2 separate regions of the Homo sapiens genome follow, and region 2 is linked to region 1. A link is an interaction called in ENCODE POLR2A ChIA-PET data of the cell type or tissue named here. Cell type or tissue: B cell. All regions are shown on one strand. Links, peaks and the distances in the headings refer to the core of each region. The heading gives the core; the rest is flanking DNA. Region 1 overlaps CYB5B (cytochrome b5 type B). Region 2 holds the start of LOC124903707 (a long non-coding RNA gene).

What was found. Peaks named below come from ENCODE experiments on the same cell type or tissue, not always from the same donor. Only the 100,000 strongest peaks of a DNase experiment are listed, where the experiment ranks them.
Region 2: POLR2A ChIA-PET joins it to region 1 with 5 read pairs; 1 of 35 experiments calls an interaction of 5 or more read pairs at or near these places.

Annotation. Positions count from the first base shown.
Region 1 is chr16:69,442,498-69,446,882 of GRCh38, reverse strand. The region is part of intron 1 of CYB5B (cytochrome b5 type B); the gene reads right to left. It also overlaps the pseudogene LOC100420066. Among named protein-coding and RNA genes, the nearest start is that of CYB5B, 20 kb to the right of the region's middle. RefSeq lists enhancers at 2,380-2,639, 2,670-2,749 and a silencer at 3,096-3,378. In B cell, for the core only: no CTCF peak of the experiment used is centred there; DNase peaks (open chromatin) are centred at 1,742, 2,602 and 2,782; H3K4me3 peaks cover 1,383 bases; H3K27ac peaks cover 1,634 bases.
Region 2 is chr16:70,416,800-70,421,184 of GRCh38, reverse strand. The region is part of intron 1 of ST3GAL2 (ST3 beta-galactoside alpha-2,3-sialyltransferase 2); the gene reads left to right. It overlaps LOC124903707 (a long non-coding RNA gene), which reads right to left and starts at 3,772. Exons shown (of 3, transcript XR_007065103.1): 1 at 3,502-3,772; 2 at 320-1,351. RefSeq lists enhancers at 1,565-1,684, 4,026-4,215. In B cell, for the core only: no CTCF peak of the experiment used is centred there; DNase peaks (open chromatin) are centred at 1,877 and 4,254; H3K27ac peaks cover 1,279 bases.

The DNA of each region.
Region 1 (4,385 bases), core at 231-4,230:
CTGGCCTGTGATCTCTAAAGATACCACAGTCATGAAAGTCAAAGAAAGAGTGAAGAAACTGTTCCAGATTGAAGGAGGCTAGAGATTCATGACAACTGGGAATAATGGGTGATCCTAGGTTGGTTCCTTTTGCCAATATTATTGAGATAGCTGCAGAAACCTGACTAAGGACTCCAGGCAAAGGGTATATGCAATTCTTTATTCTATTCTTGCAACTTTTCTGTAACTTTGAAATTGTTTCAAATTAAAAAGTTAACTAGGCCAGGCACGGTGGCTCATGCCTGTAATCCCAGCACTTTGGGAGGCCAAGGCGGGCAGATCACTTGAGATCAGGAGTTCAAGACCAGCCTGGCCAACTTGGTGAACCCGTCTGTACTAAAAATACAAAAAGTGCCAGGCATGGTGGTGGTGGGTGCCTGCAGTCCCAGCTACTCAGGAGGCTGAGGCAGGAGAATCACTTAAACCTGTGAGGGGGAGGTTGCAGTGTGCCAAGATCACGCCACTGCACTCCAGCCTGGGCAAAAGAGTGAGACTCTGACTCAAAATAAATGAATAAATAAATAAGTTAACTATATAAAGTAGTGCCTCAGGAAGTAGATTCTATAACTATCAGCTATGTGACCCTGCACAAGTTATTAAAAAATTGAGATGTCTTTAGTTCCTTAGTTGTAAAATGGAAATATTAATAAGAGTACCTGTCTTGACAACTATTGTACATATTAAATGAGATAAGCATATAAAACACTTTGCACTCCAGAAGAGCATAATATAATACCATCTACAATTTTTAAATGAAGATATATATATGCATATTTATACCCATGCATAAAATCTCTCTGAAAATGGTGAAAGAACCTAGTGGCTGGGAGATAGGGTAGAAGGAAGACTTCACCACATACTCTTCTGAAAAAAAATTTTTTTTTTTTGAGATGGAGTTTCGCTCTTGTTGCCCAGGCTGAAGTGCAATGGCACAATCTCAGCTCACCGCAACCTCTGCCACCCGGGTTCAAGCGATTCTCCTGCCTCAGCCTCCCAAGTAGCTGGGATTACAGGCATGCGCCACCATGCCCAGCTAATTTTGTATTTTTAATAGAGACGGGGTTTTTCTCCATGTTGGTCTCGAACTCCCAATCTCAGGTGATCCACCAGCCTCGGCCTCCCAAAGTGCTGGGATTAAAGGTATGAGCCACCATGCCCAGCCTCTGAAACTGTTTTACCAAATAAAGCATTACTTACTCAGAAAATTAACCATTTTGTAAAATTATATTTAGCACAGTCCTTGACTTAAATACTCAAAAAACATTTACTTAAATTAGCAAATTTAGAATTTATATTATTTAATATATCAAAATTTGTATTTTTGAAATATTAATGCTTTTTACTTTTTATAACAACCATTTCAGCAGGAATAAATTATCATTCCTATTTTAAATAAATGTTAATTCAATTGAAGTATAAAAACTGTAAGTGTTACTTCCCAGTCATAGTCACCAGCCTATGAGCTCCCTGAGGATAAGGATAACTTCTATTTTTATCTCCTAAAAGGTCTCCACCCAGTGAGTGGGTCTCACATCCCAGTATTTAAGAATGCTATTTTACAGCAAGAGTAAGACAGCCACGATTCACTTGTTATTATATCTGAAACTCTCAGGTTATTATATGTGAAACTGTTCTTTGTTGTGGAACTAAGTCATCAGTTCTGGAATTATGTCCCAATTTGTTCTATACACCTAAACTATGGATGATATTTTTTCCTTTTGACACAACCCAACTATTGTGTTGCCTTTCAGAGTAAAAGGACAATAAAACTCCTTCATAGATTACAACATTTCAGGGAATGACTGAATTTTTGACTTGCTACACAGTTCTTTCTACAAGTACTTTCACTTTCATCAGTCTCTCACCACTTATAAACAAGAGAAAGCACAACACTTTTTTAAAATATTAAGTAAAAGTTATATATTCGCTGTGGTAAATTTGGAAAAAAGAATAATCAACTAGAGTCCTGGAACAGAAATAAGTCCAGTTAACAATTTGGTGCATAAAACTTCATTTTTCCTGTGTATTCTTTCAATCATTTCAGCCATTAGTCTACAATTTTTTATTGAATCCTTACTATTTTGTGTGGTAGGCAGTGATAAATAAAAGTTTTTTGTGTTCTCACAAAGTGAATTCATGTAGTACATAATGTTTTGTAGCCTGCTTCTTTTTTTTTTTCACTGAAGCAAGTGGGGGTCAGAGTGATCAAACAAAATTCTACGGTTTAATAACTTTCACTCTAAAATATGGTCTTAATAGAGATGGCTTAGAACAAGCAAAAAGACGTCAGGGAGCTTTTGGTTTCTGTTTAGAACTCTATAGTCTCCAGATAGAGTTAGCGAAAATCAAATGGATGCAGGGCTGCCATGGGCCACTGGCAGCCCAGCTGGAGGAGTTGGAATCACTGCACTAGGCCCGAGGCTATAGCAGGGTCCTGGCCAGTCTTAGGCCAAGATAATGCCCAGGCTGAGGAGCATACGAAGGCCTCGACGAAAACCCAAAGAGCCCCGGCACCCCAGGAGAAGCCAGACCAGCTCTCAGTGAAGACAGAGGGTAGGAGCTACTGTCCAACTCCAGCGTCAGCCACTGGATGGTCCCGCCCATGTTTATCATCTGCTTCTTCTCAGATATGATCTGCCACTACATGTTCATCCTGGTACAGAGCGACAAGAAGCTCACCCAGGAGCAAGTATCTGACAGTTAAGTCCTAATTTGAAGCAGAGCCTTCAGTGAAAATGGAAATTACATTCCCAAAAAGTCTTTTTCTTGACATGAGAATATTACATCAACAACCCAGAGGATAAAAATATCACCACTTCCTCCCACTATGCTCTCAGGCATGATGAAAGGAAATATAACAAACGTCATCCCTATGATTCTTACTTGTGAATGGATCAACATTGACATACTCAGGCATTGTTGCAACCAAGGTCCTATTTCCACTGACCCTCTGTTTTTTGTTGTTGTTGTTTGTTTGTTTGTTTGTTTTGAGACGGAGTCTCACTCTGTTGCCCAGGCTGGAATGCAGTAGCACAATCTCGGCTCACTGCAACCTCTGCCTCCCAAGTTCAAGCGATTCTCCTGCCTCAGCCTCCCAGGTAGCTGGGACTACAGGTGCCTGCCACCATGCCCAGCTAATTTTTGTGTTTTTAGTAGAGACAAGGTTTCACCACGTTGGCCAGGCTGGTCTCGAACTCCTGACCTCAGGTGATTCACCCGCCTCGGCCTCCTAAAGTGCTGGGATTACAGGCATGAGCCACTGCACCCGGCCGACCCTCTGGTTTTAAGCCTATGCTGCAGCAAGTTATCAAACTACTCACATTAGATCCACCCTGAATGAGCTCTGCATCCTGGTATTTCCTCAACGTATTTGGGCTTCAGAGAATTTACTGTGATTCTAGGCCAAGATAATGGCAACTGACCAATAAGAAATGAGGCAGGAGCAGATGACCAGAGCAGCCATGGCCATGCCCACAGAAACCAGCAAAGCTTCCAAGACAAAGTAGAAAGTTCTGGAGCTGATGGGTCACCAGTGGACACCAGATGATGTCAAAGAGCTCATGGGCAAAGGCCTTCACTTTGAAGTTATGTTCAAAAAGGAGTTACAAGACCAAGTGCCATGGCTCACGCCTGTAATCCCAACACTTTGGGAGGCTGAAGAGGGCGGATCACTTGAGGCCAGGAGTTTGAGACCAGCCTGGCCAACGTGGTGAAACCCTGTCTCTACTAAAAGTACAAAAATTAGCTGGGTATGCTGGCGCTCACCTGTAATCCCAACTATTCGGGAAAACCACTTGAACCCGGGAGGCGAAGTTTTCAGTGAGCCACAATCGCACCACTGCACTCCAGCCTGGGCAATACAGTGAAGCTCTGTCACAAAAAAAATTTTTAAAAAAGCCTCTATTTTTTGAAGACCAAGTAGTAAAAATTAGCTCTGCCAGAACTTGGAGTAGTCCTTAACCTGCTAACTTGTGTTTGAGCTAGAGACTCTCAGAATTTAAAAAAAAAAAAAAAAAAAGGATAGCTAGGCACAGTGGCTCACACCTGTATTCCCAACACTTTGGGAGGCCAAGGCAGGAAGATTGCTTGAGGCCAGGAATTCAAGACCAACCTGGGCAACCAAGCAAGACCTTGTTCTCCACAAAAAAAATTTTAAAAATTAAAAAATTATCCAGGCATGGTGGCCTGTAGTCCTGGCTACTCAGGAAGCTGAATTAGGAGGATCATCCAGAAGCCAAGGAATTCGAGGCATGGCGCCACTGCACTGCAGCCTGGGCAACGGAGACCCTGTCACTAAAAAAATTAAAAATACATAAATATTAAAAAGTAAAAAATAATAATTTAAA
Region 2 (4,385 bases), core at 262-4,261, 970 kb before region 1:
TGCTCAGCTGGAGCTCGGGACCATGAAGGCAGGTGTGTGCTGGGCTCTCAGGCACTGTCCTCCCCAGCCCACCTCCCAGGGCTGAACCTTAGTGACAGGGAAAAGCAGGGTGCAGGACAGCGATGCTTCCCAAAGCCACCTGCAGGGTTGGTGCTGGAAGTTACCAGATGGCACCAGGCTGGCCGTGGGCTCACAATGACCTCTCTTCCTAGCTGGAACTTCCAGGGTCCCTGTTGGAAAGGAAGTGTCCAGAGGACACAGCAGCTGAGCAAGGGGCCCACCTCTGGTTCCCTCCATCTTTTACTCTGCATTTCTATACCTTCACTCTGGAGGGCTGGGTGGGAGGACATGGCTTCCTTTTAGTCTTCTGGTAGAAGCATGGATGCAAACACCTTCCTTGAGTTTCCATGAGCATAGCTGCCACAGGCTGACCTTTCCAAAAGACATTACTAAATATAAAAGGAGAACAAAAGAAAGCTAAAGATAGGGCGTGCAAAGAATAAAAACAGCCTGGCTCACAAAGAACAAGTTACTGGTTTGTTTCCAAAGCTTTCGGACCCTGCCCTGTTATTCCCCTTCCAGGAGATAACCACCTCCAAGGCCAGCAGACGTCTGCAGGCCCTTTCGCCAGGCTCTCTGGCCTCCTAGTGCTGGCTTGTCCACTGTCTAGGTTGTCTTGTAGGACCCATGCCACCAGGAATCCTCTCCAGACTACTTGACCACCCTGCAGTCAGATCTCTGTTCTGCCCTCTTCTCTACCCAGGGCTCTTGGCTGTGGTGGCGGAGGGAGGGATGCCTGTTTCCCTAGGTCTCCCAGGTGATTGGCACCTATGTGACTGGACCTTTTAGGAGTGCAGCCTTGTTCCATGTAGGCCTTGTAATATGACCTACCTCTTGCCATGCTGCTCAGGCCAGTTTAGCCCACGAACTGCCATACAAAAGGCTTTCTCCAACATTTGATCTTGGCAGAAACTATAGAAGTCTCCCCACCTGGTTCCATCCTCCCACTGGGCCACAAGAATAGAAACTGATAAGAAGTTGGCCTAGTTGATGGAAGTTTGAACCCGGGGACAGAGGTTGCAGTGAACCGAGATCATGCCATTTCACTCTAGCTTGGGTGAAAGAGCAAAACTTCATCTCAAAAAAAAAAAAAAAAAAAAGGGAAGGGGGGGGTCAAATGGTCAGTTGTGGTGTCCCTACCCCACTGATAACATAGGAGCCCTTTGGAGGGATTTGCCTGGTACAAAGTAGGCCTCCATACCTGCAGCCTGGACTGTTGCTGTCATCATATTGCCTGGCCCCAGTGGTTCTGGCGGACACCCCACCTTGGTAGCTTGGCTGGGCAGGAGGACTGAAAGATTACAGGCAGAGGTCATACCAGCCCGGTGGAGGAGGCGAGGTCCATGACTGGGGCTGATGATGAGAAAGAACCATGTTTTCACCTGTACCTTTGAGTGTGATGCCAGCACTAGCGAGGCGAGCGAGCTGCTCTGACCTCTGGCCGCCAGGCTGGGACAGGGAAGCCTCTGAGACCCGAGGCTGCTGCACCCAGGGCCTCATGTCCCAGAAGCTCTCACAGCATTCTCAGGGGCTTAGCTTGTCTTGTGTGTTGGAGCTTTGGGCTGAGCCTGTTTCAGTATGCCAGCCAGGTCACTGTGCCGCTGCCCTCTGGTTTGCAGAGGGCCTTTGTGCCTATGCAGTGACTCCACAGACTGTCTTGCAGCTTTCCTTTCCACTGAAGCAGTCACTTCCCCTGCTGCCGGGGCCCCTGTCTTATGGATTTGCAGTGCTCGTGGTTGGATTGTGACCTCTTTCCTGGTATTCTCTCCCCTATTCTCACATCCCTAACAGGATCTGGGGATAGATGGTGGATTTTTAAGTCCAGTCCTTCAACTCTGGGCCGCAAAGACTGTGGCCTGAAGTTCTGGAGCATATCTCCTCTTTCCTTTGGTATGCATGGGTGGGACTTGCAGGCACCCTAGCTTAGCCCCTTGCCATCAGCCCCTGCTGGGGTCTAGCAGGCCTGAGCCTTTTCCAGGGTGGCCAGCCTGCTGGAGCTTACAGTGGGGGAGGGTAGGACCCAGACCAGAGTCCCTCGCCATGGTCCAGCCTTGATGTTGACATCCAAGAGTTGGGAGAGGGGGAGGGAATGCCCTGCCCTCCCTGCCACTTTGTGCGACTCGCCCGGGTTGGGCCCTTTAGGAGAGCATTTGTGTCCCTGCCCTGGAGTCTCCTCTTCCTGCTGTGTGCCCTTGCTCGGGGTTGTTCCAGGAAGCCTCTGGTGTGGGGGGCTCTGTTGCCACCAGCTGATTTCCTGCCCCAGGTGCGTGGGTGGGGGAGGAGAGGGTTGAAGATTACCTGGAGAAATCGCCCGCTTTGCTTCCGTTTCACCCCTCTTCTAGGGAGGACAGCAGAGTGCACAGAGGTTCTCTTCTAATCCTCTCACCCCCAACCTGGTCCTCCACAACCAGGCTAGAGCGTATCTATGTATCTGGGGAAGCCAGGGCTTGGGGAGGAGTGGACTGACCCGTGTTCTGTGAAGGTCAAGGAGGGCCCACTTCGATGAGGATGAGTTTGGCAGGGAGCGTGGTCCTGCTCGCCGAGCGGGGCTGTAAGTGGAGGACTGCACCTGCCTTTTCCTCCTTGAAGCCCCAGCTCTGGCCTCAGCAGTAGTGCCCTGCTGGTGGTTAGTATTCCTGTCACCAGCTCCGCCTCCTTACAGAGGGAAAAGCCTCCAGTTGGGACCCTGGGATGCCAGTCTCTGAGGTCAGCTGCCCCTGATACCTTTGGAAGGGACAGCCCTCCTGGAGGAAGGATAGCTGTCAAAGCCAAGGAGCCCTGACTTTGTGGTAGGCTGGAGGGCTTGCAGGAAGTCCTCAAAACAGAGGAGCCCCATTGCTGTGCTCCTTGACAGAGCAGGAAGCTGGCCTGATTGTTTCCAGAGAGGACCCACCAGGCCGTAGGAAAAAGGGCTTGGCTAAGGGGTCAGTGAGGGCTCTTCCCAGTCTGGCTGCCACTGCCTGGTGTCGATCAATAACTGTGCAGAACACACGCATCTTGTGTTTTTCTCTTGTGATTCAAAGCATTCTCCAGACATGCAGACGAGTACAGAAGGAAAAAGAGGACCCTGACAGCTCCTCAGTGGCTCCTTATTATACATCTACGGTGTGACCAAGATCAGAATCATAAGCAGTGATGAGCAGCCAAGCTACCTGGCATTCTGAATCCTATCTTTAAAAGAAATCAGAGCGGACTGTCAGCACCTTAGTCCCTTCACCCCGGGAGGTAGTGTGGTCCAGTTTAATGGCCCCCTGGAGGCAGTCAGAGGGCAGCGTTGGGAGATGAACTTCTAACATTCCCCCCGCCCCCCCAGCCACGCCATGCCACCCCATACACTCCAGACCCTCTCTGGCTTCCCCTGGTCCACCGTTTATTCATCCCACTTCCCACTTCCTCCAGAAGTCTCCCCTGGAGACTTGGGTTCATCCCCCTCTCTCCTACCTTCAGGGTCTGCAACTCATCTTCTGCCTCTATTAATGTCTGAGGCTTTTGGCCTTGCAGAGAAACTCCTTATTATAATAGCTTTGTATTCTAGAATCTTGCTCCTGGCTTGTGGCTGTCTGGCCTCCAGCCTCAGGGAGCTGTTTAGAGCCAGCTCAGGTCAGGCCTCTGCTCTGCAGGGTGTGCTAAAGTGGGGGCTGGGGAAGGGGTTACGGCCGTGTCCCATAGGATGGACGCGCACCGTCCTCTGCTGGGTCTAGGGGCAAGGATCAACCAAGGTAGGGCTGGCCCTGAAACCGCAACCTTCCTGGAGGCCGGTGCCTGCTGGGAGTGGGGCCCCAGGGAGGAGAGTTCCTGTGGGAAGTGGGGGCTGGGAAGGTGGGGTGGGGCTGGGGCGCTGTGGAGCCAGAGTCAGTGCTGTGTGGGAGGGGTTTGTGCCTTCCTTGTGATGCCATGGGGCTCCTGCAGAGCTGTGACCCTCAATCTGCCCAACCCATGACCATAGCCATGGAGGTAGAGCTTTATGTGTGCCTTTATATAATCCTCATGGAACCCCTTCGAGATGGGTGCTATTCCCATTGCACAGATCAGGACCATGAGAGAAGTTACATGGTCAATAGCTGACAAGTGGCAAACCCACAATGTGAATCCAAGTTTTTCTACGCACTTTGTTCATCTGGAGATGCTTTGAGCCGAGGTGAACGGGTGAGTGATCTGGAAAGCCCCAGCTGGGAGGACTGCAGCTTGCGGTGCTTAGGGGAGTGAGCTGCAGGAGTTCCAGGTCAGCAGCCGTGCCAGGTGTTTGTTGCTGGGCCCTTAAGAGTAGCACACTCCCACTGTCCCTGCCGTCGTCCAGGCACCTGCTTCAGCTTTACACGCACACC